Linked DNA regions of Homo sapiens: region 2 is linked to region 1. Evidence: chromatin loops called from intact Hi-C (ENCODE). Cell type or tissue: GM12878. All regions are shown on one strand. Each heading gives the region's core, and the rest is flanking DNA. Links, peaks and the distances in the headings are about the cores only.

Region 1 (16,312 bases), core at 4,825-12,824:
CGTTTCCCAGAAAGAAAAAAATTAAGTCTCCCATTGAGCAAAAATCGCAGTTTTCCCAAGAATTATTTTGGTTCTTTAACATGGGTCAGGGAGGAGATCAGACCATGAGTTGGAAGGCACTTGTAAAGATGAGGGTGCCTCCAAGGATGGAACTTGTAGGCTTTAATAGAGTTTTCTAGAAATGCACAATTACCTTTGGTGGCTATGGGTTAACTTGTGGTCCAGGGTACTGTGAGTGGTCACATTTGAAAGAGTGACAGAAACAATATAGAAAGAGCCAGGCCATTGCCTCTGCACAGATCTTGTAACAAGACAAAAGGCCTTCAGCATTTACTCTGCTGCAGATCAGGGTGTAGAATCTTCTGAATGAGGTGTCATAGAGTCTGATAGCCCAGACATCAGGGCCTAGCCCCAACTTGAAAGTCAGTCTGGGCCAGCTTCTAGCTCAGCTAAACTAGGAGCAGAATGGAACTTCAGAAGATGTCTGAGTCAGCTTTCTTATTTTATATTGGGGAAAGTGAGGCCTGGTGAAGGGAGGTGTTTTCCCCAAGGCTTTGTGGTTGCTGTGTTAGTCCATCCTCCAACAAACAGACTCCAAGGTAGGAGTCAACTTACACAAATTTTATTAGAAAAAACACCTTGAGTGTGGGAAAATGAGGAAGTAACAGGAAAAGACCACAATATTAATCTGGTCCCTTTAAGCTTAGGAGGAGAGTAGCAAAGGCTCTCAAAGTTGTTAGCCCAGGATGCTTGACTATCCTTTGATAATTTATCTTAAACCTGACCATACCTTTGCAACAGTCTCTTCATTAAACTTTCTTCCATTACCTCATTTGAGCATGACGTTTGTTTTTCACCAGGACTTTGATAGATACAAATACTTTGATCATCAGTCAATACTAGAGAGTTTATTAATTAGCATAGGGATTTTTAGAAATGCTTTTTATTTATATTGGTGAAATGAGTGGTGTTTAAGATATTAGAATTAGTTGGCTAGAAAGAATGTACAGGCACCTCTGCCCTTGCGTAAATATAAGAATGTAGGAAGTTTGACAGCTTATTCCTTCTGGGTTACCATTTGGGCCTAATATCCACTTAATTGTTTAGCCTAGGAATCTTGACTGTGTCTAGACGGTTGAAACTTGCCAGTAGAATATTCTTGCATTTGCCTCAAGAGAACCTTTTATGCCAGGTACTCATGGAGCCCAAAGGCAGATTGCTGGGACCTTGTGGAATTTCTAGGTAGGTTGGTTGTTGTGGGAAGTCAGGGACCCCAAATGGAGGGACCAGCTGAAGCCATGGCAGAAGAATGTGGATTGTGAAGATTTCATGGACATTTATTAGTTCCCCAAATTAATACTTTTGGAATTCCTTATGCCTGTCTTTACTGCAATCTCTAAACATAAATTGTAAAGATTTCATGGACACTTATCACTTCCCCAATCAATACCCTTGTGATTTCCTATGCCTGTCTTTAATCTCTCAATCGTGTCAGCTGAGGAGGATGTGTATCGCCTCAGGACCCTGTAATAATTGCATTAACTGCACAAATTGTACAGCATGTGTGTTTGAGCAATATGAAATATGGACACCTTGAAAAAAGAACAGGATAACAGCAATTGTTCAGGGAATAAGAGAGATAACCTTAAATTCTGACCACCAGTGAGCCAGGTGGAACAGAGCCATATTTCTCTTCTTTCAAAAGCAAATGGGAGAAATATCGCTGAATTCTTTTTCTCAGCATGGAACATCCCTGGGAAAGAGAATATACGCCTGGAGGTATACGCTTATAAACAGCTCCCCCAGGTGCGCCTGCCTCTTATGGTTGAGGCTGCAGGGGTCAAATAGACCCCAGTCTCCCGTAGCGCTCCCAGGCTTACTAGGAAGAGGAAATTCCCACCTAATAAATTTTGGTCAGACCAGTTGATCTCAAAAACCCTGTCTCCTGATTAAGATGTTATCAATGACAATGGTGCCCGAAACTTCATTAGCAATTTTAATTTCACCTTGGTCCTGTGGTCCTGTGATCTCACCCTGCCTCCACTTGCTTTGTGGTATTCCATTACCTTGTAAAGTACTTGATGTCTGTGACCCACACCTATTCGCACACTCCCTCCCCTTTTGAAACTCCCTAATAAAAACTTGCTGGTTTTTGCAACTTGTGGGGCATCACGGAACCTACCGACATGTGATGTCTCCCCCAGACACCCGCCTTTAAAATTTCTCTCTTTTGTACTCTGTCCCTTTATTTCTCAAGCTGGCCGATGCTTAGGAAAAATAGAAAAGAACCTACGTGAATATCGGGGCAGGTTCACCGATAGTTGGTGACTGTTTTATTTCTTTGTTGTGTCTTGGGCCTGCTGGGTTATAATAGTTAGTCTGTGTGTCAGAACTTGGCTGGGACTTTTGGATTCTGGGGTGAGAGACCTTTAGCGCTCCCCTACCTCAAACTATTAGAAGCTACCAGTACCCGAAAAAACAACTTAATGACTGTGAACATTTAAGCTGGCTTAGATCAGACCACAACATAGAGCAGCACTCTCTCCTCTCTTATCAGGCCTTTCCAAATCCTGCACATCCACAAAGATCGACATGGGAGAAGGAAGAAAGAGCTTTGCCATGTCTTATGAAACACTGGTGTGGGTGCCTCGCCTGGTAGCTGATGGCTCTTCTCACAGCAACTCCGTTTTCAGCGACAGGCTCTTATTTACTGTTGGGGCCACAAGTAGTGTCATGCCTTGTTAACTATATTTATAAATGCAAATCCCATTGCAAGAAACCTCCAGAGAAAGATCAGATGCCTAATATCCTCCAATCCCAAGAGAGGAAAAAGGCCCAGGGCGGCTGAGACACTTGTCCAAGGCCACTCTGTATTTGGTGGATAGAGGCATAACTGGAGCCTGAGTTGTCCACCATGGCTGGTGTGCTGCGTGCAGCTGAGCTGGCTTCTCGGAGAAGCCTTGTATGGTAAGTGAAAGGGCAGGACCTTGTGTAGGCACATTCATCAGTTACCAAGCATTCACCACATAGTTACCATGCACCCAGGATGGGGCTGCGTGGGACAGGTGAAGAAGAGAAAACGGTCCCTTTCCTGGAGAGTATACCGTCAGCTCGGGGAGCTACAATTCACACAACACAGTTAACAGCAACATCCTAGCTCACTGGAGTGGGAGTAGCTCTAAGAACACAGGAGCACAAAGGAAGGTAATTCAGATGGTGGTTAAAAGGTCTGCTCAAGGCCGGGCGCAGTAGCTCATGCCTGTAATCCCAGCACTTAGGGAGGCCAAGGCGGGCGGATTACCCTGAGGTCAGGAGCTCGAGACCAGCCTGGCTAACATGGTGAAACACCATCTCTACTAAAAAATACAAAAATTAGCCAGGTGTGGTGGCACATGTCTGCAATCCCAGCTACTCAGGAGAATCATTTGAACCCAGGAGGCAGAGGTTGCAGTGAACTGAAATCATGCCATTGCACTCCAGCCTGGGCTATAGAGCAAGATTCTGTCTCGAAAAAAAAAAAAAAAAAAAAAAAAGTTCTGTTCCGACTCAAACTCAGATAGGCCTAGCTCGAATCCTAGCTCTCCTGCGGCAAGTCACTTACTCCTCTTAAACCTCCCTTTGCCCATCTTTGAAATGGGAATAACAACAGTACCTCTGTCATAGGATGGTGAGAATGAAGTAAGATCTTGCCTGCCAAAGTGCTTAGCAGAGAGCTGGCCAACATGATAAGTGCCCTGTTATCTAAGCTAACATCAATTACTTAATTTGTTTACTAATCAAAACGGAGAGGAGTGCCATACGCATACACCTCGCTTCTCACTGAATATCACCATGCATATGGTATTCCAAAGCGGTCCATGCGGGGGTAGAATAACCCTGAAGAATGCTAATTAGATGACTGGCATGATCTGCCAAGTAAACATGATCTAGAAATGGGATTAGCCAAGGGTCAACCAATTATGGTGGGATTAATTGGCTACTGATTTGTCAGGGGTGACCGGGCGCATCACACGGTATTTGGGGAGCAGTAATCACCTGCTTTCCCACACACTTGTTCAGTTTCAGCCTTTCAATCCGCCCCCGAATGCAAGCACAGTACTGAAAGTGACTGTGCTTGTTTTGAGAATTGCCTTTGCAGAGCAACTACCATGCTGCTATGCAGAAAAGGATTAAATTGTTCTTAAGATTTCTGTTTGCTAATCTCTTCACTAGCTTCACAAACACCCCAAGGTCATGTTTAGTACTAGATCCATCTACAATAATACCATTAGGGCAGAGTGTACTCCTGTCCCTGGGTTCTTCATGAGTTAATTAAAAAGGTGATCTATAGGCTTCTGCACAGAAACGGAAACAAAAAGAGAATGTCTTTCTGTAAAGCAGAATGACAAACATTTCCATCTAAGGAAAATTGAGTCAAAGTTCCAGAAGCCTGAAGAGGTAACTTTGTCTCAAAAGCCAATATGCCTTTCATCTGAAAGATGTTTTCACCTAGAGAACAAAGCCTTAATCGGGCACAGACACTGCAAGGTGCCCACTGGCTTAGAATCAATCAGAAATTCAACATATTCAACTTGGCTCATAATCTGACCATTAACACATAGAATTACAGTTGTCTTAGCACCTGCAATGTTGGCTAACCTGTGGCTTTTTCAACCAACCTATGAAGTGACACCAATTTAACCAAGGAAATAAGAATGAGATTTACCATGAAGAGAAATTCCATCATCCCTGATTTGCCTTGAAAGCTCTGTGACAGACCGTCCACTTCTAAGGAAAGTGTAGCCTAATCTAGTCATCAGCTTTGCAGTTTCTCCTGGGAACCCTATTTGCTCAGTTACCTAGAAGAAGATTAACATGAACTTTAAAAAAATCAATGTAATAATCACTTTGCACTCACAAGAATGGCAACTATTTTAAAAAAACAAACAAACAGAAAAAAGCGTTTATAAGAATGTGGAAAAATTGGAATCTTTGTGCACTGTTGATGGGATTATAAAATGAAAAACAGTATGAACATTCCTCAAAAAACTAAAAATTAGAACTGCTATATGATCCAGCAATCCCACTTTCGAGTATATATCCAAAAGAATTGAAAACAGGATCTCAAAGAGATATTTGCACACCCATGTTCACTGCAGCATTATTCACAAGAGCCAAGATATGGAAGCAACTCAAATGTCTACTGACAGATGAAAAAGAAAATCTGGTATCTGCATATAATGGACTATTATTCAGACTTAAAAAAAGGAAAGACATCCTCTCATTTGAGACAACATGGATAAACCTCGAGGACATTATGCTACGTGATATAAACCAGTCACAAAAAGACAAATACTGTATGATTCCACTTACGTGAGGTATCTAAAGTAGTCAAATTTATAGAAACAGAAAGTTGAATGGTGGTTACCCAGGGCTGTGCGGGGAGGGGAAGGAAAAAGGGAACTTGCTTAATGGATGTAGCGTTTTAGATTTGCAAGATGAAAAAGTTCTGGTGATCCATTGCACAACAATGTGAATATATGTGACACTATTGAGCTGTCCACTTGAAAATTGCTAAGCTGGTAAATTTTATGCTATGTGTATTTTCAAAAAGCTAAGATGAATGCACAGATGGAGGAATAGATAGATGGTCAGATAGGTAATGAAGCAATCATAATGAAATATTAGTGCTGGAATCTAGGCAGTGGGTATGTAGATGTTTATTGTAAAATCCTTTAAACTTTTTTTGTGTTTGAGTATTTTCACAATAAAATGTTCGCAAAGAATAAAAACTCAATGTAGTAATTAATATTTATACACACGCACCCCACATATGATAGCTATACTATATATGTAGCTAATATTTGTAATTATAACTCATTTTTATTAAAAAAAGAATTAAACCTCTCTGAAAGAGTAAAATATTATAAAAGTAAAAGGACTCTTCTTGCTCAACATTTTTTCATCAGCTAAAACATGTACATTGGCTTTTAGAAAATCATTTGGGTTAGAAGGGCTCTTCAGTGAATAGCAACTAACCTCTGCTCAGCCTTCTTTGACCCCAGTTCTGCTGCCTGAGCCAACTGCATTTCATCACTTCCGTTTATTTGTTTCTGGAGGTTATTTCTCTACCTTTCCCTGACATGCTTATACCACTGCTTCTTATTTCACCAACTTCAGGTATTGTCTTTGACTTCCTGTCCTGAGAGATGTGACTTTGGCCCCGAGACACCATCCCCCACCTCCCCACAGCTCATCAGCCACTTCACCCTCCTCCCCATTGCCTTCTCTCCTCTCCCTTCTCCCTGTTAAATGCACGACCCTGAGTTCCTCCGCCAGCTATCTCTGCAACTTCAAATGCACACCCAGACCCCTGTTTTTTGTGCCATCAATTATCCATATCAACTCTTGGTTCTCTGTTTGTAAGGTGAGGATTGTGGTATTTCCATCCTCCTCCATACTTCCTCTCCCACTTGCCTTCCCCCAACAGACTATTCACTATGCCTTTACTTTTATATTCTTTTATATTGTTACATCCATTTGAATATGCCAAAGCAAAACACCAAAAACCCTATAACAACTCCATGTTGAAAAATCTTGTTCTAACATGGTGAACAAGCACACTGCTAAGAATATTAAGCCCCTCATGAACACCCGGACAGTTGGGTATTAGCCACATTTGCCAACATTAAGCTCAAAAAACAGGTGCCTCACTGCTTTTATCCTGGGGAGGTAGATAGCCAGTCCATCAGGATCCCTAGTGGAAAAAAGAGAAGAGGCATTTCACAAACTACTATGTTATTAAAAAAAGAAAAGAAATAAAAAAGGTACCACATCTGCTTTGCATGCTTTCAGGGTCTGAAAGGCCTATACAATTGCATTAGGTTTTTAAAAATGAGATTAAAGGAATTAATGTAAGATAGAACCATAATGGATTATTGGAGGGAAGGTAGGCACATTTAGGGGATGTTCTTGGCCTTTCCGTTTGGCTGACCTATCCCAAAACTTTTCCTCTGGGTCTCTATCAGAGACATGGCAGTAACCTGGATGGACCATAGGCACGAGTCCTGTAGCCCATTCCTCCCGAAGCTGCAGCCTTTTTCATCCTGCCATGTATCTGAGTTATGCACGTGCCTTGACACCTTCACTAAATCATATATAACTTGAATCCGGGGACTCAAGGGTTTCAACCATCTTTGTTTTCTTCTCCATTACTGTCACTGTGCTAGAGCCCAAGTCTCCTGAAATGCGCCCTGGAGCCTTGCTCAAAGATGTCAACCCAACATGCTGATCAGGTAGCTATTTTGTCTGAAGCTGGTAGTTCATGACAGGCTCTGACATGTGCTGAGCTTGCTCTGTGCCCTGCTTCCCCCAGGACATTGCAAATGGCTTTCTCCTAGGACTGTGTGTCATGCTTTTGGAGTGTGACAGCCTCAAATTGCTCTGTGACATAGTTAATGAAGTAGAGAACACCTCCTATTTTCTTTTTTTTCTTTTTTCTTTTTTGACCGGGGGAGAAAGCACAAATTCAGAGCAATTTCATGCCTTACTATAGTCGTGTGATAGTTTGCTGCCATTGCTAAATTGAGCTTGCATTGACCTCTGCTAATTCCAAGTCTGGAATCCTGGCCTCTACTTGACTATGATCGGCAGATAATGGCACCAGAATGATGCCCACCTCCTAATGTCCGGAACCTGTGAATATGTTACCTCACATGGCAAAAGGGATTTTGCAAATATGATTTATTTTAAGGACTGTGAGATGGGGAGATTATCCTTGATTGTTCAGTGGGCCCAATCTAATCCTATGAATCCTTCAAAAGAGAGGAACTTTCCCAGCTGTGGAGAGAGGAAGACATGACTGTGGGTCAGATGGATGCAACATGAGAAGGACTTTACCTGCCATTGATGGCTTTGAAGATGGAGGAAGGGGCTATGAGCCAAGGAATGTGAGGGGTTTCCAAAAGCTGACAAGGGCAAGGAAACAATTTCCAATTTCTTCCCTCGAAACTCCATAGAGAAACACAGTCCTGCCCACACCTTGATTTTAGCCCAGTGGGACCTATTTCAGCCTTCTGACCTATGGAACCGTAAGATAATAAATGTGTGTTATTTTAAACCACTAAGCTTGTTGTAATTTGTTACAGTAGCAAGAGACAACTAATGTCCTGCCATAGTCTGGACTGATGTGTCCTCAAAGATATAAAAGCAACCAATTCCCCACAGCTACTAGGCACTTGAGAATTGCTTATGAATTGCATATGGGGAAATCTCTGCTACTTGGGACTCTTGCAAAATATGTCATGGTGATATATGAGTTTTTCCACAGAGATGAGGGTTTGCCTGTTTAGGACCCAAACATTTTTTATTTTAAACATTTTGTAAGATAGATATATATATATATACATATATATATATATATAGAGAGAGAGAGAGAGAGAGAGACACTGAGTCTCACTTTGTCATCCAGGCTGGAGTACAGTGATGTGAAGTAGTTCACTGCAGCCTCAAACTCCTGGGCTCAAGTGGTCCTCTCGCCTCAGCCTTACAGGTGTGCACCATCTCTCTCAGCTAATTTTTTATTTTTGTGTAGAGATGGAGATCTTGCTATGTTGCCCAGGCTGGTCTAGAACCCTGGGCCTCAAGTGATATTCCTGCCTCAGCCTCCCAAAGCACTGGGATTATAGGTGTGAACCATCGCACCCGGCCAGATGAACATTTTTAATCCATAGGAAGATTAAATTCTGTCTAAATCATATATATGTATTATAACTCCATATATCTCTCCATATTTCTCTCCATATATATTTCATCATATATACAGAGAGAGATTATGTTCTTATTATTCCTTTCTGCTTAAATGGAGTACATTAAACTTTATTTAACATTTTTGTGATATGTGGGAGAACTTATTTTGGGCACTAATTATTATCCAATACTACATCATTGCCCTTGGCGATGACTGAATTTCAGAAAACTACCACATATTGCAGATTCTCTGGAAAGTTCCCAATTTTAGATTCTGTCCTACTTTCCTTATTCTTATCAGACTACTTTTCCTGATAAAGTGCTCAGGCACCATGGTCACTTTAGTTGAAAGTCTGCTTGTCTTCACAATAAATGTCCTCAAACTACCATCTAACAGGGAATCCTAAACCATTCTGTTTGCCTCAAATACATTAAAAAGAAATAAGAATGGTTTGTAACTTCCTGTTTGTTACTTTTCAACCCTGATCAATTATTTTCTGCACAAAATTTTTAGTTAGGCAATGGACTATTAGGATACTGACATGGTAAGACTAGGTCATTTGAGGCCTTGAGAAGTCAGTTGACTTTTGCGTCAAGCAGCTGATTTGTAGCAGCAGGGCCACGATGAAAACTCAGAATCCCTTAGTTTCTGTTCTTTGACCTGGTAGACCTACCAGCCTGCTTTCAGCTTAAGTAGCAAACCCTGCATTTCTCCCAAGGAACCCTTTAAGCCAGACTGCAGACGTCAATCAAAAAAGCCAGTGTGATTACGATCTCCCTTCTCAAAATAATGCTTCCTTTCTAAACCCAGTCTCCGAAGATCAAAACCAAAGTAGGCCTCCAAACTCTAACCACAACCGTCTTCAAAAGTTATGGGGAGTCCCATCTCTTAGCAGTCTAGCTGCAGCTGCTGAAGTCGCCACCTGCTCAAATGACTGAGACAGGAAGCTCCTTTCCAGGGGGTGCCATGGCTGGAACCAGTTTTATACAAGAGGACTCCTAGCTTCTTGGTCCCCGGCTTCAGACTTATTTAATTAGCTGAGACACTCCTGTGGTTGCTAATCACTCTTAGTACAAAGAGGCGTCAACAAGCCTGTGGGTTAAAAGCAGGTCTCTTCTGAGTTTACTTAGCTTGGTCTAGAGAGAGGTGAGTGAGTGAGTGTGTGTGTGTGTGTGTGTGTGTGTGTGTGTGACTGCGTGAGCATAAGCTGTATGAGATTGTCTATGCGGGACTGTATTTGATTGTGGATGATCGTGTGTGTGCACACATGCATTGTGTGTGCATGTGGGCATGCATGTGCACATGCTTCTGCGTGTGGTTGTGTGTAGTTCTCTGAGTGTAAACTTGTGTGGGATTGTGTACGCATGTGCATACCTGCATTGTATGTGCTTGTGTGCAAGTAAGTGTGTTCATGCACACAGCTAAAGGAGAAACAGAAAGAAGGGCAGGATAGAAGCACAGAAGGAAAAGACAGGCAACAAGAAAAGGCAGAGAATAGACATGTGGAGGCCAGATACAGACAGAAGGAGTGGGTGCAAGGAGCAGGGAGCAGGGAAACAAGTGACAGGGCAAAGGTGGAGAGCAGAGGGCGGGGAAGCGAAGAGAGAGCACAGGACGTAAGAAAAGGAAGGACTCAGCGGGGTGAGGCCTTAGCCATTTCAGGCCTTAAGAAATGCCTCGTTAGGGAGGCAGGTGGACTCCGAAGCTTCCAGGAGAGTGACGTCATCCCCTTGTCATTTTTCTGTGTCGACATCACAGAGTCTGCTGTCTTTGTGTCCTGGTGGTTCTCATCACCTAGCCTGGGCTCTGGCCTCAACCCCCATGGCCCTGGGAGATGGTGCCATCCAGTCATATCTGAAACCTCTTTGTTGGGCCTGTGGTTTTATTTTTTCTAATAACGTAGCAACATCAAACAAAGGAAGTCACGCTTGTCCTTTGCCTCAACAAGGTAAATAGTCGCTGCCCCAGCTCAGGTGCCTCCCTTGCAGAACACACACAGGTGGGGAAAAGGGCTTGCAGGGGGCCTTGGGCTTATGGGGATAAAGAGGCAGGAACTGAGTCTGAGAACAATAAAAACCAGGCCTGGCACTTGGTGTGGAGCAGTGACCAGGGAGAGGACTTGACCTGGGGAAGGGACAGGGCTCCAACAGGAGCCTTCTGAAGCGTGCGGGCCAGGAGGCCAACTGCATAGGGTGGCGAGAAGGACCCAGGACCCACCCCCCGTGGCTTTCCCTTTCAGGTCTGAGTCTCTCCGTGTGCAGAAGGAGGATTGCATTGGCTCAGTGCTTTCCAAAGTGCTGAGGGATTCCAGGGGCACCCACGGAGCTCCCCTGGGGCCTGTGGACGGGGGTGGGTGAGTGAGCAGGAGTCAGGTCTCCCCTCTGCACTGACCTGAGCTGCCTCATCTTTACATTTTACTTTTATTTAAAGACTGTAAGCCAAAGCCAGTGTGAAGCCTCCTGAGCTGGCTGATCTCCACATCCCTGCCAGCACCTTATGACCCACCATTCTACACTGGTGGAGGGGGGCTTATGTTAGCGCTATTGGGACCCTGGGACAGAGTTGACAGTGAACTTTGGCAGAGGAGGAGGTACCTTTTTCGTGTGATTAGGGAACCTGGATTCTTTCCCTGGCCCCAGCACCGGATGTGTACCCCAAAGAGGCTAACTCCTTGGGACTGAAGCCCATCTGCCCACAAGATGCAGGAGTTTGAAGGGTGCACCCCACCCTAAAGGGCACAGTCTCATCACCCTGAATTTCTGGGTTGGGCAAACCACTAGTTGACACAGTATTCAGCCATAAAGAAACAGAGAAGCTACTTCCTTGAAATCAGTGCTACCTTGATAAGTATAAATCCTGCAAGAAACCAAGGAGAAACCCATATGAGATATTAACTTGTTGGGTAGAAGGTCAGGTTCACGTTTCACAGGATGACAATGGCTGTGCTGTGACCCAGCAGGCTCTGTTGTATGTGCCAAGGCCTCCCAGCTGGTCTGGGCCAGTTCTGTCCTTCCACGCCTCACTGGGAGCCACCCATTTTGTCAATAAGCAGCTGGTATCCCTCTGCTTCTTAGTCATATGTCATTTATAGACTCCTGATCTGCCCCCAGTGTCACGGCCGTTGTAGGTTCTGGAAGGAACAGAAAGCAGGTAACTGACAGAAAAACCATCCACCCTCGGTTGAGTTCTCTTTGAGTTTTTCTCTTGGATTTGGGAGCTGGGGGCGGAGGGTGCCTGCCTGTGTGCTGGGGGTATGGGGAAAGGCATTCACCACCAGGCTGAAAAATGACCAACTGCTCAAAAGCCAGGTGGATAAATCTGCCAATTCAGTGAAATCACATCCTGTTCCATTCGGAGGGGACAGCAAACACAGATGCACACAGCGGAGTAGTAATTACATCTCAGAAGATGCTAAATATTTCAACGCCTGTCTGGTGCCGATTCTTATTGGAGGGAATTTTCTGGTGTTGGGTTTTACAGGCAGTAAAGTTGTGTACTGAGTTATTTTTCTCTACCTCTCAAAAAGCACTGTGTCCATATTTTACCATGTGTCAGGTAATATGGAAGTTGGCTTTATGCAAATCATTAGTTACCTTAAACCACAATCTCTGTACTCACACTGGAAAGCTCTTCCCTGGAGTTGTCTCTTTGCTGGGGAAAACTCTTCATCACTGGATGGTCGTTTATTTCTGTTTCTAGGAGCAACCACTTCAGATTCCTAGCGTGTGGGTGGTTTGCACGCATGAGTCATGCAGATGTTACGTTCCCCTGAAAGAACCAGCCAGATCTTTTACCAGGCAGGGACTTTGTCCCAAGCTGCTGTGACCTGGGAGGTTAGCCCTGCTACTGCAGCCAGAGGCTAACTGTTGAGGAGGCACAAAGGCCAGCCCCCTTCTCTGAAGGACGGTGTGACTGCCCTGTGGAAATGCCCCAGCGGCCCTTGGGCCTCAGGTCACAGCTCGGCTTTACCCAAGATCCATCCTTGCTTGGCCCGTCCTTCCCTAATGCTCGTGGAGGTTTTTCCTGAAGGGCGCTCCCTGGAGAAATCACATGCCCCGGAATCCCTGTCTTAGGCTCTGCTTCTAGAACCTGAACTAAGACAGGAAGTAGGCCCCTACAGCGATGGCCCTGAAGAGCCTGGATTCCATGGTCTTTTACCTGGTGTCATAAATGGTTCCCCCAAGTCAGTCCAGTTTCTCTAGTTTCCCTGAGAACTTTGCCTGTGGCAGAGGCAGATCACAGAGGCTCCACTCCAGCACAGAGCAGGGAGACAGCAGGTCACACCACTGCCAGTTGAGTGCTCTGCCAGTTGATGGCAACTTTAGTAGGATGGATTCTTCCTAGGATGCACCTATGAGGCAAAGTGTTTTGTCCCAAGGGTCACAGGCTTACAATGATGGGCAGAGAGAAACCCATTTGCTTTGTGCAGACACCTAAAGGACTACTGTGAACGGGCTCTCCCTTACCAGGCTACTGCTGTCATCTGAAGTTCCAGTTTTAGAGATTTAGTTCTTGGTGGCACACAACTATAGTTCTAGCTACTTGGGAGACTGAGGCAGGAGGATCACTTGAGCCCAGGAGTTTGAGACCAGCCTGAGCAACATAGTGAGACCCCCTTCTCTATATTTTTGTTAAAAAGAGATTTAAATCTTTATGTTGAAACACAATCTGACTTATTACTGTGTCAGCCATTAGCAGTTTCACGTGAATTAATTTGTCCCAGAGTCCAGTGTGACAGCTGGTCCAGGCAGCATTGGATGGGGGCAGGGAGGAAAGTTAGGGCCAGAATAGAAGTTTGGGTGAGACGCTCATGCCATGGACTGGGGCAATGTGAGAGGCCACAGCCAAGGTCTGCCCTTTTCCCAGTTTTGCTGATCACAGTGGTAGTGAAAAAAAGATCCATTTTTAACGATCCTCCTTTTCTATTTCGGAGTCATACACAGTGATGGACACATAGCAGGACTTAAAAATGCTTGCTCTGCAACACGAAGACAACGACTGAATGACCCCACTTCCATGAGGTATCTAGAGTAACCAAACTCATAGAAACAGAAGCTAGAAGGCGGTTGCCGGGGTCCAGGGGGAGGAAAATGGAGAACTGTTGTTCAATGGTGATGGAAACGCTTTGGAGATGGGTTGTATAACAGTGTGACTATACTTAACACAACTGAGCCGTGCACTTAAAAATGGTTGATGGAAGCCCTGAAACTCTGTACGTCTATTACGCATCATTAAAAATATTGCTCAAAAAATAGTCGATGGCAAATTTTATGTTATGTATGTTTTACCACAGTATAACATTTTTAAACAGTGCATGCTTTTCAAAGACAATTTGGGCTTTTCATAGAGCAGATCCTCGGGAACTATTTGTTGACTTACTTGCAGAGCACATTCCTTTGGCAAACTCCCAAACCTAAGAGAAAGGCTCAAAAAGAAATAAGCAAAAAAAAGCATAAAGGCCCTGAAGCCCTTCAGAAACCTGTTTCCAAATTCTTCCAGATTCCAACTTCTCCCCTACTGAGGCTGTTCCCAAACCTGTCTCCACACGCCTCCCACTCCAAACCCAACCCTGCCCTGGCCCTGCCACATTTCCAGATTCTCTGTTGCTTCCCTCCTTTCAGATTCTACTTTTATCTTCTCAGATGTTAACTCTTTCCCCATCCAAAGCACAAAAAATTAGCCAGGCATGGTGGCATGTGCTTGTAATCCCCACTACCTGGGAAGCTGAGGTGGGAGGATTGCTTGACCCCGGAAGGTTGAGGCCGCAGTGAGCCGTGATTGTGACCATGTGACTGCACTCCAGCCTGGGTAACAGTGTGAGACACTGTCTCAAAAAAAAAAAAAATTGATTTGTCGTTATCAGTCCGTTTTCACGCTGCTGATAAAGACATACCAGACTTCGGGTAATTTATAAAGAAAAAGAGGTTTAATGGACTCACGGTGCCAAGTGCCTGGGGAGGCCTCACAATCATGGCAGAAGGCAAAAGGCACATCTTAAAGGGTGGCAGGGAAGAGAGAGAACCAAGCAAAAGGGGTTTCCCCTTATAAAACCATCAGATCTCGTGAGACTTTTTTACTACCAGGAGAACAGTATGGGGGAAACCTCCCCATGATTCAATTGTCTCCCACTGGGTCCCTCCCACAACACATGGGAATTATGGGAGCCACAGTTCAAGACGAGATTTGGGTGGGGACACAGCCAAACCATATCACTTGTAGAAAAAGTAATGCTTCAAAGCCTTCAATAGGGAATTGATAAATACATTAACTAACAAAGGAATACAACCAGCTATTAGACAAATGAGAGAGATCTCTGTGTTAGCAGGGAAAGATGATAAGGAAGACAAGGCAGGATATAGAAGAGTGATCCTCCCGCTTTGACTTCTCAAAGTGCTGGGATTGCACCATGCCTGGCCCTGTGGCAGACATCGAAAGGGCTGCTGTGAAGGAACTCTCCCTTACCAGACAACAGCTGTTATCTGAAATCCTACTTTTAGAGACTTAGTTCTCGATAGCACACACCTGTAGTCCCGTCTAAGCTGGAGACAGAGGCAGAGAATGGCTTGAACCCAGGAGTTTGAGACTGCAGTGAGCTGTGATAGTGCAACACGGGGCTGTGCTGTGAGTCCCGCCTACCCCTCCCCAGAGTGTAATCCAGGAAGATTTCCAGAGGAGCCTTGAGAGCTTTGACAATGTGTTAATGCCATTGGGAGACCCTGAAGGCTGGCCTCTGTCTCCATGGACTGGGGTCTAAGTGCTGTGAAAAAAATCTGAAGGCCGGAGAGGACTAAGTGTTTTGGAGGTGCTAGGGAGCTGCTGGACTGGGGATTCCCTGCTCCCCACATCTGCGGGAGCAGGAAGGCAGCTGTAGGGCTACTATGGTCTGAATATTTGTGTGCCTCCAAATTCATGTTGAAACTTCATCCCCAAAGCAACAGTATTGAGAGAGGTGGTGCCTTTAGGAGACGATTAGGCCATGAGGCTCCACCCCTCAAGGATGTGATTAGTGCCTTATAAAAGGGCTGAAGGGAACTAGTTAGGCCCCCCTTTTTGCCCTTCAGCCCTTCTGTCGGGGACAGAGCATTCGTCCCCTCCAAAGGACGAAGAGACAAGGTGCCATCTTGGAAGCAGAGGACAGCCCCCACCAGACATAAACCCACTAGGGCCTTGATCTTGGGCTTCCCAGCCTTCAAAATTGTAGGATATAAATTATCATTGCTGATCAATTACCCACTCTGTGGTATTGTGTTAATAACAGCAGGAATGGACTAAGAGACCATGATGTGTCTGGTCCAGGAGGCCCCAGCTGTGGGACACTGGGGGGTAACCTGGAAGTGTCTCAGGTTGACGAGGGGGCCATTGGGGATGGAGATGTATTTGCCCCATCAAGGGAACTCCCCCTCACAGGGGAGAGGGGCCAGCGGGGGATTTCTGAAAAGGCCCTGCAAGAGCATCAGCCTTAACAGTCTGCCAGAAACGGGAGCAGGGCCCAACTTGGGATGCCCCATTGCAATAGGAACTGTCTTCTGCCTCTGCTTCTCTTTCTCTGATGCCCTTTGACCCTCCACCTGGCAAGCAGTCAGG
Region 2 (16,312 bases), core at 3,844-11,843, 83 kb after region 1:
AATGACAGTATTTAAAGCTGTATAGTATTCCAGTGTATAGATATACATTTTCTTTTTGTTTTTTTAGAGACAGAGTCTTGCTCTGTTGCCCAGGCTGCAGTGCAGTGGCATGATCTTGGCTCACTGCAACCTCCGCCTCCCGGGTTCAAGTGATTCTCCCACCTCAGCCTCCCAAGTAGCTAGGATTTTTACAGGCATCTACTATCACGCCCAGCTAATTTTTGTATTCTTGTATAGACGGGGCTTCACCACGTTGGCGAGGCTGGTCTTGAACTCCTGACCTCAGGTGATCTGGCCGCCTCAGCCTCCCAAAGTGCTGGGATTACAGGCATGAGCCACCATGCCCAGCCTTAGATATACATTTTCTTTAACCATTCATCCACTGATGGACACTTGGGTTGCCTCCATATCTTAGCAATTGTGAATACTGCTGAAATAAATATGGGAGTGCAAATATCTCTATGACACAGCAATTTAAATGCCTTTGTTAAGTCAGACTGATGGATCATATAAATATTCTATTTTTAGTTTTTTCAGCCACCTCCATACTATTTTCCAAAATGTCTGTATTAATTTACAATCCCAACAGTGTACAAAGGTTCTCTTTTTTCCGCATCCTCATCAACATTTATCATTTGTCTTTTTGATAAAGTCATTCTAACAGGTGTGAGGTAATATCACATCATTGCTTTAATTCTCATTTCCTTGATGATTAGAGATGATGAATATTTTCTCATATATCTGCTTACCATTCATATCTCTTTTGAGAAATGTTTGTGATACCCTTTCCCTATATTTTAGTTAGGTTGTTTTCTTGATATTGAGTTGAGTTCCTTACATATTTTGGATATTAGCCCCTTATTGGTTATATGGTTTGCAGATATTTTCTCCCAACCCATAGGTTGTCTCTTCATTCTGTTAACTGTTTTCTTTGCTGTATAGAGCTTTTTAGTTTGATGCAATCCCACTGGTCTATTTTTGCTTTCGTTGCCTGTGTTTTTGGAGTCCTATCCAAGAAATCATTCATTGCCCAGATCAATGCTGTGGAGCTTTTCCTGTTTTCTTCTTGTAGCTTTACCATTTCAGGCCTTGTGAGTCTTTAATCTATTTTGAGTTGGTTTTTGTATATGATATAGTCCAATTTCATTCATCTGCATGTGGATATCCAGTTTTCCCAACACCATTTATGGAACGAATTGTCCTTTCCTCATTGTGTGTTCTTGGCACTTTTGTTGAAAATCATTTGACTGTAAATACTTGGGTTTATTTCTGGGTTTTCTATCCTGTTATATTGGTTGATATGTGTGTTTTTATAACAGTACCATGCCATTTTGATTACAATAGCTTCATAGCTTGAAATCAGGAAGTGTGATGCTTCCAGCTTTGTTCTTTCTGCTCAAGACTGTTTTGGCTATTCAGGATCTTTTCTAGTTCCATACACATTTTAAGATAGTTTTTTTCTATTTCTAAGAAAAATCACAACACAGTTTTGATAGAAATTACACTGAATCTGTATAATGGTTTGGGTAGTATGAACATTTTAACAATATTAATTCTTCCCATCCATGAACATGGAATATCTCTCCATTTATTTGTCTTCTTCAAATTATTTCATCAATGTTTTATAGTTTTCTGTGTACAGATCTTTCCACCTCCTTGGTTAAATTTACTCTTAAATATTTACTTTTTTAAATGCTGCTGTCAATGAAATTGTTTCCATAATTTCCTTTTTGGATAGTTCACTGTTAGTATATAGAAACACTATTAATTTTTGTATGTTGATTTTGTAATCTTCAACTTTACAAAATTTATCAGCTCTAATAGTCTTTTGGTAGAGTCATAAGGATTTTCTACATATAAAATCATGTCATCAGCAAATAGAGACAATTTCACTTTTCTTTTCCCATATGGATGCCTTTTATTTCTTTTTCTTACCTAATTGCTCCTCTTCCCATAAGGAACCACTAGTATAAAAATGTACATTTATCATTCTTCTTACTTTTTAACTTTATTATGTCTGAATGGATCTCCCAATGCTTGTATTAAATGCTATTGTACTTGCTATAAAAGAAATCATATTGTAGATTTCTACATACAAAGAAATTATATTGTACATATTCTGTAACTTTCTTTTATCACTCAAAATATCCCTTGCTATATTTGTCCATGCTGCTAGATGTAGCTGTAGTTTGTTTACTTGCACTATAGAACAACTCATGTAATAAATAACATCATACTAAAATACGATTTAGCAAAAATAATCAAAAGTAGAGCAAATAAGGCAGGGAGGTAAAAGTGAAAAGTACTGGTGAAGATTTAGCCCTGAAATTATTTAGAATTGCTAATGCATGGTAATAAAATGGAGACTGAATTTTAGTTCACTGTATTAATATTTCAAAATTCTCTACATATGAAGTATCCCTTTAGTTGGATGCACTGCTCCTACTATACTATCCCCTTCGGTGAGCTATGAAACAAATTATGTTTACAACATACAATTCCATAAGTAGAATTCTCAAAAATAACCTACACAAAATACTTAAGTGTTAAGTGCGGGTAGTACTAGAAGTTCACTCATTTATTTTATGAGTATTAAGTGCTTCATAAAAGTTAATAACAACCAAAAAGTAGGGTGTTTGAATCATAATTAAATTGGCATCATAAAAGAAAGTTACCTCAAATGTAAAGCTTTTCAACTAAGCTGGTACTTATATACTCTTTAAATATATGAAGACAACACCAACCATTTAGTCCAAAATTACATTTTCGACATATTCTAACTTTGTTTACTCATCAATCCAATTTTAGACATGTAGATGACCATCTCAGTATCACTGAGAGCCAATAAAAAATAAAAATACTAATAAGAGTACTCCTGGACTTCTTTTAGTCAATTAATATAGATAATAAAGATAACATTAAGTTTCATTCATTATCAATGTCTACACAATTCACTAGGGTAAAAGTTTAAAGAAGTTATCATACTTTAATATAAATTTTTTAAATCTAAAGCAAAAGCAGCTGCCTCTTTGATTTCTTTTTCAAACTAGAGTATATAATGACACTATAAGTTCCTTATTTATGAATAAATTTATTTTTATTATTACTGATTACTGTTCATGAATAACCTTTTGAAGTTCTGATACTATAATCCTTTCAGTATAAGAAATTCAGAACTACATTAATTGGAGGGTGCATCTAATATATAATTCTTTAGAGTAACACATAGTCTATCTTATAGATAAAATATGTAATATATATAATACATACTCTAGTATATATATATCTATATTACTGCTAGCTTTGTTTTTACACAATTAACAAACTCTGAGGCATAGGTATAAAAGTATAAAATAAAATAACTAGTAATGGAATCCAAATGACCACCTCAAGAATATTTTTAAATCTTACATGAAGTAAAATTTACCTTTACATTTAATATCAAAAGTTCACATACCTGATGTTCCAAAAACTACATCCCAAGGGGAACTAATGGGTTGTTGTTCTCCTTTTGCTCCACCTTCTTTATCTGTACCTTGAATTCCAATACCAGCTACAGTGCTCACCTTCTCAGCTTCTAGGTCAATCTATAGAAATTCAAAGGATGGTTTTATGCAATGAATGTTACTTTTGCTTTTGTCTTTTGCTGTGTAAAGATTTTCAATAGTCAATAGAACATTTAGAGTGTATGTGCAGTACAAAGTTTTATTATGAAAAAAGGCCAATCAATTATAGAATGAACTTCTTATTCAAATGCACATAATCAGTCCCTTTCATATCCCACCTGTCCATTCCTCTACTTTTCCCCTCTTATCCCCATCTCCCATCATGCCTCCAGCAGATCTGGCATTGACCTCATCTTAACTAAACAAAAATTTTAAAATGAAATTTTAAAACACAATGTAGCAAAATACATGTTTCTAAAAATTAAATGCACATATTTCAGTTGTGCTCAGCTAGTAATTGACACACATTAAAACTTACATGTGCCAAGCACTAATCCAATAGTGAGCAAGCCAACCAGCCATCCAGCCATGCTCATAACTGTGTGACGATTTTAATATTTTAGAGAAAACTAAAACACAGATCATTAAGTAACTTTTTCAATGTCCCACAGTTAGTAAGTCAAGAATCTGGGACCTGAACCCAGGCAGTTCCATGACACTTTACGGACTTTACTTTATAAACTGAAAAACTAATGTATTCTACTGGGAAAATATGTTCTGCTTTCATCTCCTGAGACCCTCTCCCCAACAATGTATTGGGAAAATTTTCAAACACACAGGAAAGTTAAAAAATTTTTGTAACAAACATCCATATACCTACCACTGAGATGATATTCAATATTTCACTTAATTGCTTTATTGCACATTTTATCCAGCTATCAATAGACAGAAATTTTCCTTACTTCATAGATATCTTATTCCTCAAAGCTACAGCAAATATTAAACTTCTGGAGAAAATGTACATGTATTCCCTTTAAGATTATAAGCATGACAAGATACCCACCATCATTGCTAATGCTTAAAAGCAAGAGAGGTACTAGCCAGCAATATAATAAAAGGAAACAGGAAGTTTAAAAATCAAAAGGGAATTTGTTTTTGGAGACAATATGTTTACATAAGAAACAATCAAAAGATTTTGGCAGAAATGGACAAGCTGGTCCTAAAATTCTTATCAAATTGCAAGGGACCTAGGATAGCCAAAATAATCTTGAAAAAGAAGAAAGTGGGAGGACTTATACTTCCCAATTTCAAACATTATTAAAAGCTACAGCAATCAAAACAGTAAGGTACTGGCATAAAGACAGACAGAGAGATCAATGGGTCCATACATCTATGATCAACTAATTTTTAACAAGGCTGCTACAGCTATTCAAGGGAGAAAGAACAGTCTTTTGGACAAATGTTTCTGGGGTAACTGTATATCCACATGTAAAAGAATGAAGTTGAACCCCTACTTCACACCATATACAAAAATCAACTCAAAATGGATCAAAGACCTAATTATAAGAGCCATAACTAAAAGACTTTTAGAATAAAACACAGGGGTAAATAATTATGACCTTGGATTTAGCAATGGATTCTTACAACAACAAAAACATAAGCAACAAAAGGAAAAAATGGACAAATCAGTCATCATCAAAATTTAAAACTTCAATGTATCAAAGAACATGATTAACTAAGTATAAAGGCAAGCAGAAAAATGTGAAAAATCATTTGTAAATCATATATCTGATAAAGAACTTGTACCTAGAATATACAAAGGATTCTTACAACTGTATTATAGAAAAGACAACCCAATTAAAAATTTGGCAAAGAATACTGACACTTCTCAAAGATATAAAAATGGCCCATAAGCACAGGAAAAGGTGGTTGACATCATTAGTCATAAGGGAAATGCATATCAAAACCACAATGAGATGCCACTTCATATCCAGTAGGATGGCTAGAATTTTTAAAAAATGAAAAATAACAAGTGACGGTGAACATGTAGAAAATTGGAACCCACATATATTTCGAGTGGGAAGGTAAGATGGTGCAATTGCTATGGAAAATAATTCAGCAGCTCTCAAAAAATTAAACATAAAACATATAACTCTACAATACCAATTCTAGGTATCTACCCATGCCAAATAAAAATGTATGTCCATGTAAAACCTGTGTATCAATGCTCACAGCAAGATTATTCATAACAGCCCAAAATAACAAAATATACAAAATAGCCAAAACACAATCTAAATATCAATGGTGAATTGGTAGATAAAATGTCATATATTCACACAACAGAATACTATCCAGCAATACAAAGGAATGAACTACTGAAATGCTACTTCACACATGAACTTTTCATTATGTGAAATGAAAGAAGCCAAATACAAGAAAATATATATAATTCTATTTAATAAAATGTTTGGAAAAGGCAAATTTATAGAGACAGAAAGTAAATTAACAGTTGCCTAGGGATGGGAGGGGACAGGGACTATCTGTAAGTGGTCATGTGGGTTCTTACTTGGGGGATGAAATGTTTTAAAAACAACGTATGGTTACAGTTGCAAAACCTGTTAAATTTACTAAAAACTAGTGAATTATAGATTTGCAATGGGTTAACTTTATGATACATAAAATATAGCACAATAAAGTAACTAAAAAATATACACAGAACACTTACAAGATCACATACAAATAAAAACATGCATTAAACGTATCACAATGGCTGCTTATAGGTATGCTAATGTAAGGGGAGTGAGAGTTGGGGGTATGGGGAAGTAGGAGAATTTATAATTTAAATAAATTATTCTAAATGAGAAGGGTCTGCATGAAACAATGTTCGTGAGCCATGAATGAGAATATAATCAATTCAATCCTCTGCAAATGAGGTCTTAAACAAAAATAAAACACAATAAATATTCTTGTATTTTTAAAAGGAAAAAATTCCACTTTCCATTTCTGCAGACACCATATTAAGTCACAGAATATAAAACAATTTCAGGTAACCTAAATTTGTTGTGATTATACTTAAATGCATAAATATTTGAAATGGAGCACATGGTCAATACTCGAAAACCCATTAAGTTGTAAAGCAAGAGAAATGACATACAATTAAAAAAGAAGGACAAGTACTCCCTGAATGTTGCAGGCTGGCTATTTTACTAATTCAATACACCATTAGAGGTCTAGCCCCTCTGACGAATTATAGACACATACAACCCCAAAAAGATAATGATAAAGAAATATTAATCATTAAGAATTTAGTAATTTAAAAAACCACTTTTCCCTAAAATATACACCATGGAAACAGTCCTATAAGCAGCTCTGCCTATAAAGGGCTCTCTGGTCAAATAAGTTTAGAAATGCTGCACAGATATCCCCCCATTAATGCACTCAACAATACATTAGCATATTTAAGTCTGGAAGAAAGTCTGCAAGACTTTAAAAAACACATCTGCTTTAATGTATTAACCCACAAAATCTGTTTTTCATGTAACACTTTTATATTGAGGAATACACACTTTCAAAAGTGCTTCCTGAAACAGTATTATTTGCTCATAAATTCATCCAACAAATATCTGTTGAACACCTACCATAGGCCAGGTCTTTTCTAGGTGCTAGGATTCAGTAGTAGACAAAACATATTTCTAGCCCTCAGGAAGACTTACAGTACAGTGGATATTATTATATATTATATGTATTTTTTTCTACTATGTGTATATAAGTGAAAATATTGTCAAATAAATGAGAATAAATGTCAATACTGAAAGAAACAGTGAGAAAAACAAGGCAGTATCTGAAACAATGTATTTAGACAGGATGAGTATGATGAACTTGGTTACTTATTTTCCAAACACATGGCAACTTAAAGACCAATGGTTTAGCCAAAACAACCATCAGGAGGAAATGTCTGAAATAACCGAGTACATCTACAATGGAATGTGATACAGTCATATCATTCAGGTGACTAACATGCAAAAAAAAAAAGTTAGAAAAACCTGCAAAACATTATGTATGCATAGCATCATTACATTTGTTTAAAAAATTCTCTACAAAAAGGCTTTTTAATATCAATTTATTTTTATAAGAGTAGAAAATTTCCAAAAAGACACACACTTTAACAGTGGATGGTTACCTCTGGGAAACTGGAATTGATGGTCAGGGGACTTTTTTTTACCTTTATGTATTAGCTGACTTTTTAGAAATAAGGACACATAATAAAATCAAACAAGTTTTAAGACGAATTGGCTAATCAGTATTTCCAGCCAAAGCATAAAAGTTGAATAGAAGCAGGAATGGTAGGATTTTTTTTCTAGTTTGAGAAAATTCAACTGAAAAAGGACAAAGGATCATTGTAAACTAGTGGTTAGGAAGATACTTCAAAATGAGGAGCTTTTGAGTGATTAGGGACACAGCCTTGAAACAAGGGTTAAAAAAAGAACTGAATGGGGTTTTCTTTTGTGACAAATACATACTGACACAAATAGAAACAGGATACTTGAGAATAAAACTAAAGTACGTACCTCAAGAAAAGCAGAACAAGGACATTGACATACATAAGAATCACGCTTTAACTTCAAATATTTAATGTAGCAAATACATTTCCTTTTTCTGATTGTAAGTATTAAAACAAATTTAAAATGAAAATTACCTTTCTTATAAGGTGGTTTTCAGTGTCTGCCACATATATGATATTATTCATTATGGCTACACCCTGTGGAGAATTAAAAGTTGATTCTGAAAATATTCCATCTTTTCTTCCAGGGTTGGGTCCTAAAATAAGATAAAATTTGCCACTTAAGAAGTGATCTCAAGGTAAAACAAAACAAAACAAAACAAACTTGTATTTAATGCTGGGATTTTAATATAAAAAAATGGTATGTCCATCTAAAAACTAAAATGTTCCCCAAGGAACATTTTTCTTAAGAGTGAGTTTTGCTAATGACAGGGCTCATAGTACAATTACTAGTGCACTTAAGCATAGTAGTATATAGCGAAGAAAATAATTTTAAAAGCATTCTAATTATCCATTACCTAGACTACAAAGATTTAAAAATAACTCCAATTGTTCAACAGATGAATAATTTTTAACAATTTTGAAAGATATGCTCCTTGGATAATACAATGAAAATTATGAGCCCTTTCCCTAGAAAAATACACATGGCCAAATTGTTGTAAACAATCCCAGATCCTGAGGACCACTGAAGACTCTCAGGAGTCCAAGGACCCCAGATTAAGAATCCTTCTTATCTACTATTTCACTTTGTCAGAAAGTCCTGCGATATATCATACACACTGTAAGAGAGAGTGATTCTAGTCCACCTCTCAGTTTTTACAATTCATGTAGAGTTTCAAGGGTGGAGAATATAACACAATAAAATGTAACTATTATTTCCATGGCCAGCAGACAAGCCATTCAAGGCCTCTAAATCAGCAGTTCAAACTGCTTTGTGGAACTCCATTGTCCTAGGCAACCATAAAAAGGTAGTGTAACAGAGTGGCTAGAAAACAAACCCAAGGCCTGGCACAGTGGCTCACGTCTGTAATCTCAGCACTTTGGGAGGCCGAGGCAGGCAGATCACTTGAGGTCAAGGGTTCAAGACCAGCCTAGCCAAAACAATGAAACCCCATCTCTATTAAAAATACAAAAAATTAGCCAGGCATGGTGGTAGGCACCTGTAATCCCAGCTACTTGGAAGGCTGAGGCAGGAGAATTGCTTGAACCCAGGAGGTGGAGGCTGCAGTGAGCTGAGATCATGCCACTGCACTCCAGCCTGGGCAACAGAGTGAGACTCCATCTTTAAAAAAAAGAAAACCAACTCAAGAGCCCAATAGACCTTGTCTAAATCCCAAGTCTGTCTCTTTCTAGCTGGTGATTTGGGAAAGTTCTTTGTGTCTCAGTTTTACTTCTGTAAAATGGAACTAATTACCTAACTCATAGCATTGTGCAGGCAAAAATGAGTTCATACAAGTAAAATGTTTTGAATAATGCCAGACATATAGTGTCTACTGTACCTACAATTGTTAATAATACTATTATTGTGTTGATATTGATAAGAGTTCCCTGAAAAAAAAGGGAGAGTTCTGTGGTTACATGAGATTGGAAAATATTGTGTACTATACCCCCCCATAAGGAAAATTAGGAGAGTAAAAAATTTGGGAAATATTATGATACCATCACCAATAAAAATCTGATAACATTAAAAGTGTTTCCTGAGTGTATCTGACCAAAGAATTCTTTTTTAAAAATTAAAGAATAACTGTATCAAAAGATAACAGTATTTCTAGAACTATGTTTGGGTAGTGTAGCTTGCTGCTGGTTTCTCTTTTAACAAAGAATATTCACCTACACTATTTTGAAAATCACAGAATCTATTAACTTTTAAAACCACTTAAATTCAAACTGCTACAAAAGACACTTTTTGAGTAACAATTCAATTCTCGTAACTGCCTGTCATAAATCAAAATACCAAGTAGCCAAAACAAAACAAACACCACAAAACACAACACATACTGTATCTTGGTATATTAAGAATAACATCAGGGCATAGGACCACAACTAGCTTTTTTATATTAGGAACACAGACATTTCTACTTTATGTACTAATGCTGCATATATTACTAAAGCAGGATTGCAAAGAAATGAATTACTTTTGTCTTTGACTAACATGCTGTCAAATGTCAGCTCAGTTTAGATAAGAAAGATTAATAAGAATGTACTCAGTAGAGTTTATTAATTATGTAGATGTAACCAAGAGGTAGTTTTAGATCTAAGACCAGGGAGATATAGAACAAAATGATCTACGCTTGCATGATACTCATACTCTGCTACACCTATTTCTATTCTGGAAATAGATCCAGAAACATGTTCAAGTTCTTATGGAAGAAAGGAGAGAAAAGTAAAACTATGCACAAATTCTAGCTTATTTATTTTATAAACTACATCTCAAGTTCATGGGGCACTGACATGATCTTTAAAAAGATACGGCTATATTTTGTTGGAAAGTGAAACATAATACTTCTACTTAAAACATCTGAAATCCAAAACGTATGTTTTCATAAGAAACAGTAAGTACAGCAGTTTAAAAAAAAAAAAAAAGATAGAATATACAAATATACCTAAAAGCTGAACTATTTCCTCTTTTTGACCTGGAGCTTTTTCAGTGTTTTTGTTTGTTTTATGAGGGAGTGAGAAGAGGTTAATTCAGACATCATATTAATTAACAAAAAATTTTTATTAGGAAATTAAGTCAATGTATATCACTTTTCTATAATTAGTTTTCATTTAGACATTTCAACTTTTATATTTACCTTGAACTATTTTTTTACTGTAAAACACGTTATCTATCGTAATCAGAAGCAAGTTTTACCTCCAATGCTATATTGAATTTGTCCATTCTTCCAAACGACCAAAATTCTATGATGTCCAGTGTCTGCTATTACCAATCTATCAGTAACTTGGTCTACTGTTACTTTGCCAGGAAATAGCAATGGTGAAGGTGGCAAAGAATCTTTATAGAGTTTTATTCCAATTTTATTATCTCTGATCTGCCCCCTGTCTTTGTAATACTTTAAAGCAATTGAAGTATATAAAAATAATTTATCTTTGTGTCCCTCTCCAATCAAAGAAAACAACATGTTTCCACGAGGTCCAAGTATGACTAGAGTTGGCCAGCAGGAAACTTCTAGTTCTTGCCAAAGGCTGGCATCTGCATCATTAACCATAGGGTGGGTGATGTTGTATCGAAGAACAGCACTCTTAATGTTATCCAGGACTTTTTCATTTGGAAACTTAGCCGAGTGAACACCAATAATAAGAAGACCATCTGAAAGGAAAAAATTATATGTTAAACATTATTAAATATTTAAGTTTGAATATCATCATCTACACATTAGGTTTTGGATCACAAATATTAAAAGTCCATAGATTAAAAAAAAACGAAAAGTAGAACTACGCTGGGATCTTCAACTGCATTTTAACACACATAAAAAACTAACAAATTTAAATCTCATAACAATCTTGATTACTACATAAAAACACACATGATCAAATTCATATGGCTATTGCAGGATTAAAACTTTTTTTCTTTTATTTAGATAATGCTATAAAAATTATCTTTATTTTTTTAATAAATGTTGAAATTTTTTCCACCTATAATAAGCCCCTTTGAAATTCAGAGTTGACTATGCCTGCTTTTGGGAGGTATTTATTGTTGTATCACTGTCTTTTTTTTTTTAATCTAACTTTACATTACAGATTAACAGAATAAATATAAGCAAGATGTTTCCATAATATAAGGCTTTTGATTTATTTAAAATTCCTATTGTATGGTTCTTAGAACAAGCCTTTCTGTAGACAGAACTGCTGAAAACATACTTCTCTTATCTAATCAATACATTATTTCAAGAAATTAGTACCAAAAAAAAAAAAAAAGTGTTTGGCTGGATTCAGTGAAAAAATTCAATATTGACTACCAAAGTAGTAGAGATAATAACAGCTAAGTAACATTCAAATCTCCCAACACATCCACCAAAAACTACTCAAACCTGCAAGATGAACAAATAAAACCACACAAATCAGGAGGTATAATTTCCCAGCAGCTCATGCTTCTATTATAACTATCAATTCCGAATCAAAACACAGACATGCATGCTTGAAGACACACCCTGCTTGAAGATGGAGAAAAGTAAACCCGACCAGATAGATTGTACAGCAGGGCCAAAACTCAGAAAAGCAAATGACAGAAGATCAAATGACAGAAGAGTGAGCTGCCAATTTTATTTTCTTTTCCAATCCTTTTCCTAGCTTTGTCCTGAGAGTGGGTTCCAGTTTTGGAGCTGTATGGAGAGCCAAAACTCCAACAGAAATCCCACTGCAACTCTAGCCCAAGAAACCACATAACCTGGACAGTGTGGGAGAAACCCTGAGGAGAACAGCTGGGGAAGGTGGCTCCTTATTTCTGAGTATGAACACTCAGAAGTCTTTGTTTAACCCCTAAACTACAGTACAGGGAACAGATTTTAAAAAGTGTAGCAAATGCTTGGGGAGCTGATAACTGAATAACTGGGTTTACAGAAGGAGCGAGAGCTGATGGAAGATGAGACAGAAGTTATAATTTGAATTAAGAGGGTTGATGCCTACTAAAATAAGGCTACCAATGTTCCCTACAGGACTATAACAGAACCCAGAGTTCACATATCGTCACATTCCAACGTCCAGGATACAATAAAAAATTACCTGATATTCAAAGAAAAGAACAAGGAAATATGGTCAGTTATCAAGGTAGGGGGCAAAAAAAACAAGCAACAGATACCGATGCCAAGATAAAGCAGATGTTCGACTTACCAAAGACTTTCAAGCAACTAGATAACTATGCTCCATGAGGTAAAGAAAAACACAAATGAAGTAAAAAGACAGGAAATAAAAACAGAGAAATGGAAATTATAAAAAGTAACTAAAAATGTTAGAACTGAAAAATACCACAAGTTCACTGGATGATCTCATTGGCAAAAAGGACATGACAAAGAAAAGGTTAATGAACCTGAAGACAGCTCAACAGAAATTAATCCAATCTAAAGAACATAAAGAGAGAAAGAAGATTGAAAAAAAATAAACAGAACCTCAGGGACCTGTGGAACAGTTTCAAAATATCTAAATAAGTATACTGGAATCCCAGAAAAAGTGAATAAATAAGATTGGGGCAGAAAAAAATAACTGAGTAATGTCCCAACTTTCAAAATTTGATTAAATATATAAATTTAGAGAATTCAAGCTCAACACACACAAAATAAAATACATTAAAACCATGTCTAGACACATCATAAACAAACTGCTGAAAATCAAAGGCTAAACACACACACACACACACACACACACACACACACACACACACACACACACACAAACACATGCCTTGAAAGCAGCTGGGAAAAAAGATGCAATGAGGAATGGTTGCCTGGGGGATGTGGGTAAAGGTGGTGGGGAGGAGTGGGAAGGACTGCACACCTGTTACCTTGGGCAAGTTACTTAACCTGTTCATCTGTTTTCTCATTTGCAAAACGAGGAAAATAACAGCAAATGCCTTATAAGTCAGGTGGATTAAAAGAGATAATCTGTGTAAGGCATTTAGCATAGTACCTAGTGTAGAGTAAAATTTCAACAAATTTTGCTATAATTATTTTTTAAAGTTGTAAGTACAAAGATTAATAAAAGATAAATGTAAACATTTATAAATATCAGAAGAGATTATGAAAATAAAACAGCAAAGAAAGTGCATCATGTTGATAAACACAACAAATATAACCAAATACACATAATACTTGTACATTACCAGTCATATGAATAAGTACCAATGGGCTTAACTCATTATTAAAAGAAAAAGATTTGGATAAGTTCTTTACATAAAAGATACATCTAAGAAAATGTGAATCAGAAAGACTAAAAGTAAAGGGGTAGAAAAAGATATGCAAGGCAAATGAAAGCAATAAGAATATAAGGGTTGTAGATCTCCTCCTTCCGCGTCTCTAATTTCTGGGCCAGATGAGTGTTTTGCTCCACTTCATCATCTAAACTAAAGCTTACATGGGTTTCAGTTTATCCTTGCAAGTTCTAGTTCATGTTTGCACGTTCTTTCTGGTTTGCCCTTGTTCTCTGCTACTTTATATCCATCTTTCCTTCTCAACTGCCTGACCTGCCATCAGGAGATATAATTTGCCAGTAATTACAACTTTAATTCCAAACCAAAGCACAAGAACATACGCACACACACCTCTGCTTGAAGACTGTGAAAAGTTAGTAAACTTAGGTAGGTTGCAGGAGCACACAAAAGCAACAGCCTCACATATACTAGTTAGCCATGTAGCTCCACAATAACATAAGGTCAACTACCTATAATGAATTCTCTATTAGTTCTCTCATTATTATACCCAGTTGTGCTTCTCTGATCAAACTATGACTAATATACCAAAACTCTACATCTTAGTTTTGGTGTTAGCTCTACATGTATAAAATCTCCATCCATCCATTAGCAGTTTCCCTACTCACCCATGGTTCTCTAGCTCTCCCTATAGTAGATTCACCAGAAAGGGCACATGTGCACAGTATTCTCTGAGTTTTGGGACATTCAAACTGTTTTTCTTTAACCTTGATTGATTCTTGAAGGACAAATGGTTGGATATAATCTCTTTGGTTTATGGTTTACACTCATTAAGATTCCTGAAATGTCACTCTACTGTTGCCTTGCTTTGTACGTTATTTGTGAAAAGCATGGCCAGTCTAACTTACATGTCTTTGTAAGTTACGTTCTTTGTTTTTCAATGTTTAAAGTATAATAATTTTACTAGGATACTTCTTGGACTGTTCTGGGTCAATCACCCCCGGTACCTGGTAGGCCCTTTCAATATGTAGATTCAAGGTTTCTTTTCTTTCCAGAAAGTTTTCTTGGATTCTAATTTTAGATATTTGTTCCAGTCAGCTGTTCTGATTTTCTTGAAGGTCTCCAAGTAGTCTTATGTTGGACCTCCTCTGCCTGTTTTCCAATTCAATCATTTTTTTCTCTAAACCTTTTAACTTTTTTTTTTTTTTTAGCTCATTTTCATTCTCTGGGGTTTCCCTCCCTGCTTTTAATGCCCCTTAATAAATTTTTATACAAATTTATTGTCCCTTGGTCAAATTTAGTTTTCATTTGTAATACAATTTTGAATTTGTCTTCTCTTTTCTGGATTCAATTAACACTCATTTCCCTGTTTCTTTTTTGTCCATTTCTTATTTTGAAATTTCTGATTCAAGCTGTTTTTTTTTCATTATTCCTAAATGCTGACTAAGGATATTTAATCCAGTATGAAGCAAGGTGTTACAGTTTTGTCAATTTTGTATCAGCATTTTAACTCTGAATTGCATTTTCAGCTTCTTTTGCAGTAGTTTTTATATAGATGTGATCTGCTTTTTTCTATTCCTGTTCATTTTGCGAATAGGGTTCCTAGTTTGAGAGTGCCCTCTTCTGACAGTTCCCTTTTTCTGGGCAGTTTCATTGATGAATAGCATTGGTGTAAGGAGGGGTTGATATATCTTCTTTCTCTTTTGTTTCCATTAGAACCTTACCTTTTCCTTCATATACGCTTTTTTCCCTTCAGTGGCCTATCTCCAAGGGAAACCACATCTTTCTTATATAGCTGATTATCTCCCAGGAGCAATGCTTCTCTGAGGCTTCAATTCCTTGTCCTGCACTCTTGTAAGAGCTGGTGATATGGTCTAGTATGTCCAAACCTGTGTTCAGTATTTTATACTTTGTATTGGAGCTTCTCTTTCTGGGGGTAAGGAGACTATTCTGTTTGTGCGTTGTCTAAATACTCTGAACCACTCTGCTTGTTCTCATGGAGTCTTTTAAGTCTCCCCTACACTTGTTCTTGGCATCCACAGACTTACAGCAATAGAACCTTTATGGGAATTTAGTTTATTTCTGAACTTCCATCTAATGTCAAGGCCATGATATTCTCTGTCTCCTAGTATTGTGAAATGCAGGGCCAAGTGAGATTTTACTTGTTCTCCCCTTTTTTATTGTTTGGAACAGAGGGGAGGGACAGTGGGGAGATTCAAGATCAGGTAGCCACCATCCTCCTCCAAACCCAGAAGTAGCACAGATAGATTCTTTTTAATCATTAGGTTTATTGACATATAATTACTTACACTAATCTTTCATACTTTGTTAGTTGATTAAATAAACTAAGTATAAAACCAGAAACTGGTATAAAAACAGAAGTACAGTATAAAATAGAAGTATTTCCAGTAGTATAAAAACAGAAGTACTTCCAATACGATAAAG

Evidence for each region. Peaks named below come from ENCODE experiments on the same cell type or tissue, not always from the same donor. Only the 100,000 strongest peaks of a DNase experiment are listed, where the experiment ranks them.
Region 2: a loop joins it to region 1, with 2.0 times the contacts of the local background. A loop is called at or near these places in 3 of 110 quality-filtered maps.

Annotation. Positions count from the first base shown.
Region 1 is chr10:113,955,032-113,971,343 of GRCh38, reverse strand. It overlaps LOC124902507 (a long non-coding RNA gene), which reads left to right and starts at 10,702. Exons shown (of 2, transcript XR_007062296.1): 1 at 10,702-11,878; 2 at 13,662-13,982. RefSeq lists enhancers at 354-413, 10,414-10,703, 12,180-12,680. In GM12878, for the core only: no CTCF peak of the experiment used is centred there; DNase peaks (open chromatin) are centred at 9,543 and 11,775; H3K27ac peaks cover 4,834 bases.
Region 2 is chr10:113,871,526-113,887,837 of GRCh38, reverse strand. It overlaps NHLRC2 (NHL repeat containing 2), which reads right to left. Exons shown (of 11, transcript NM_198514.4): 3 at 10,862-11,317; 4 at 8,143-8,264; 5 at 3,458-3,587. Among named protein-coding and RNA genes, the nearest start is that of NHLRC2, 25 kb to the right of the region's middle. In GM12878, for the core only: no CTCF peak of the experiment used is centred there; a DNase peak (open chromatin) is centred at 7,907; H3K4me3 peaks cover 291 bases; H3K27ac peaks cover 3,367 bases.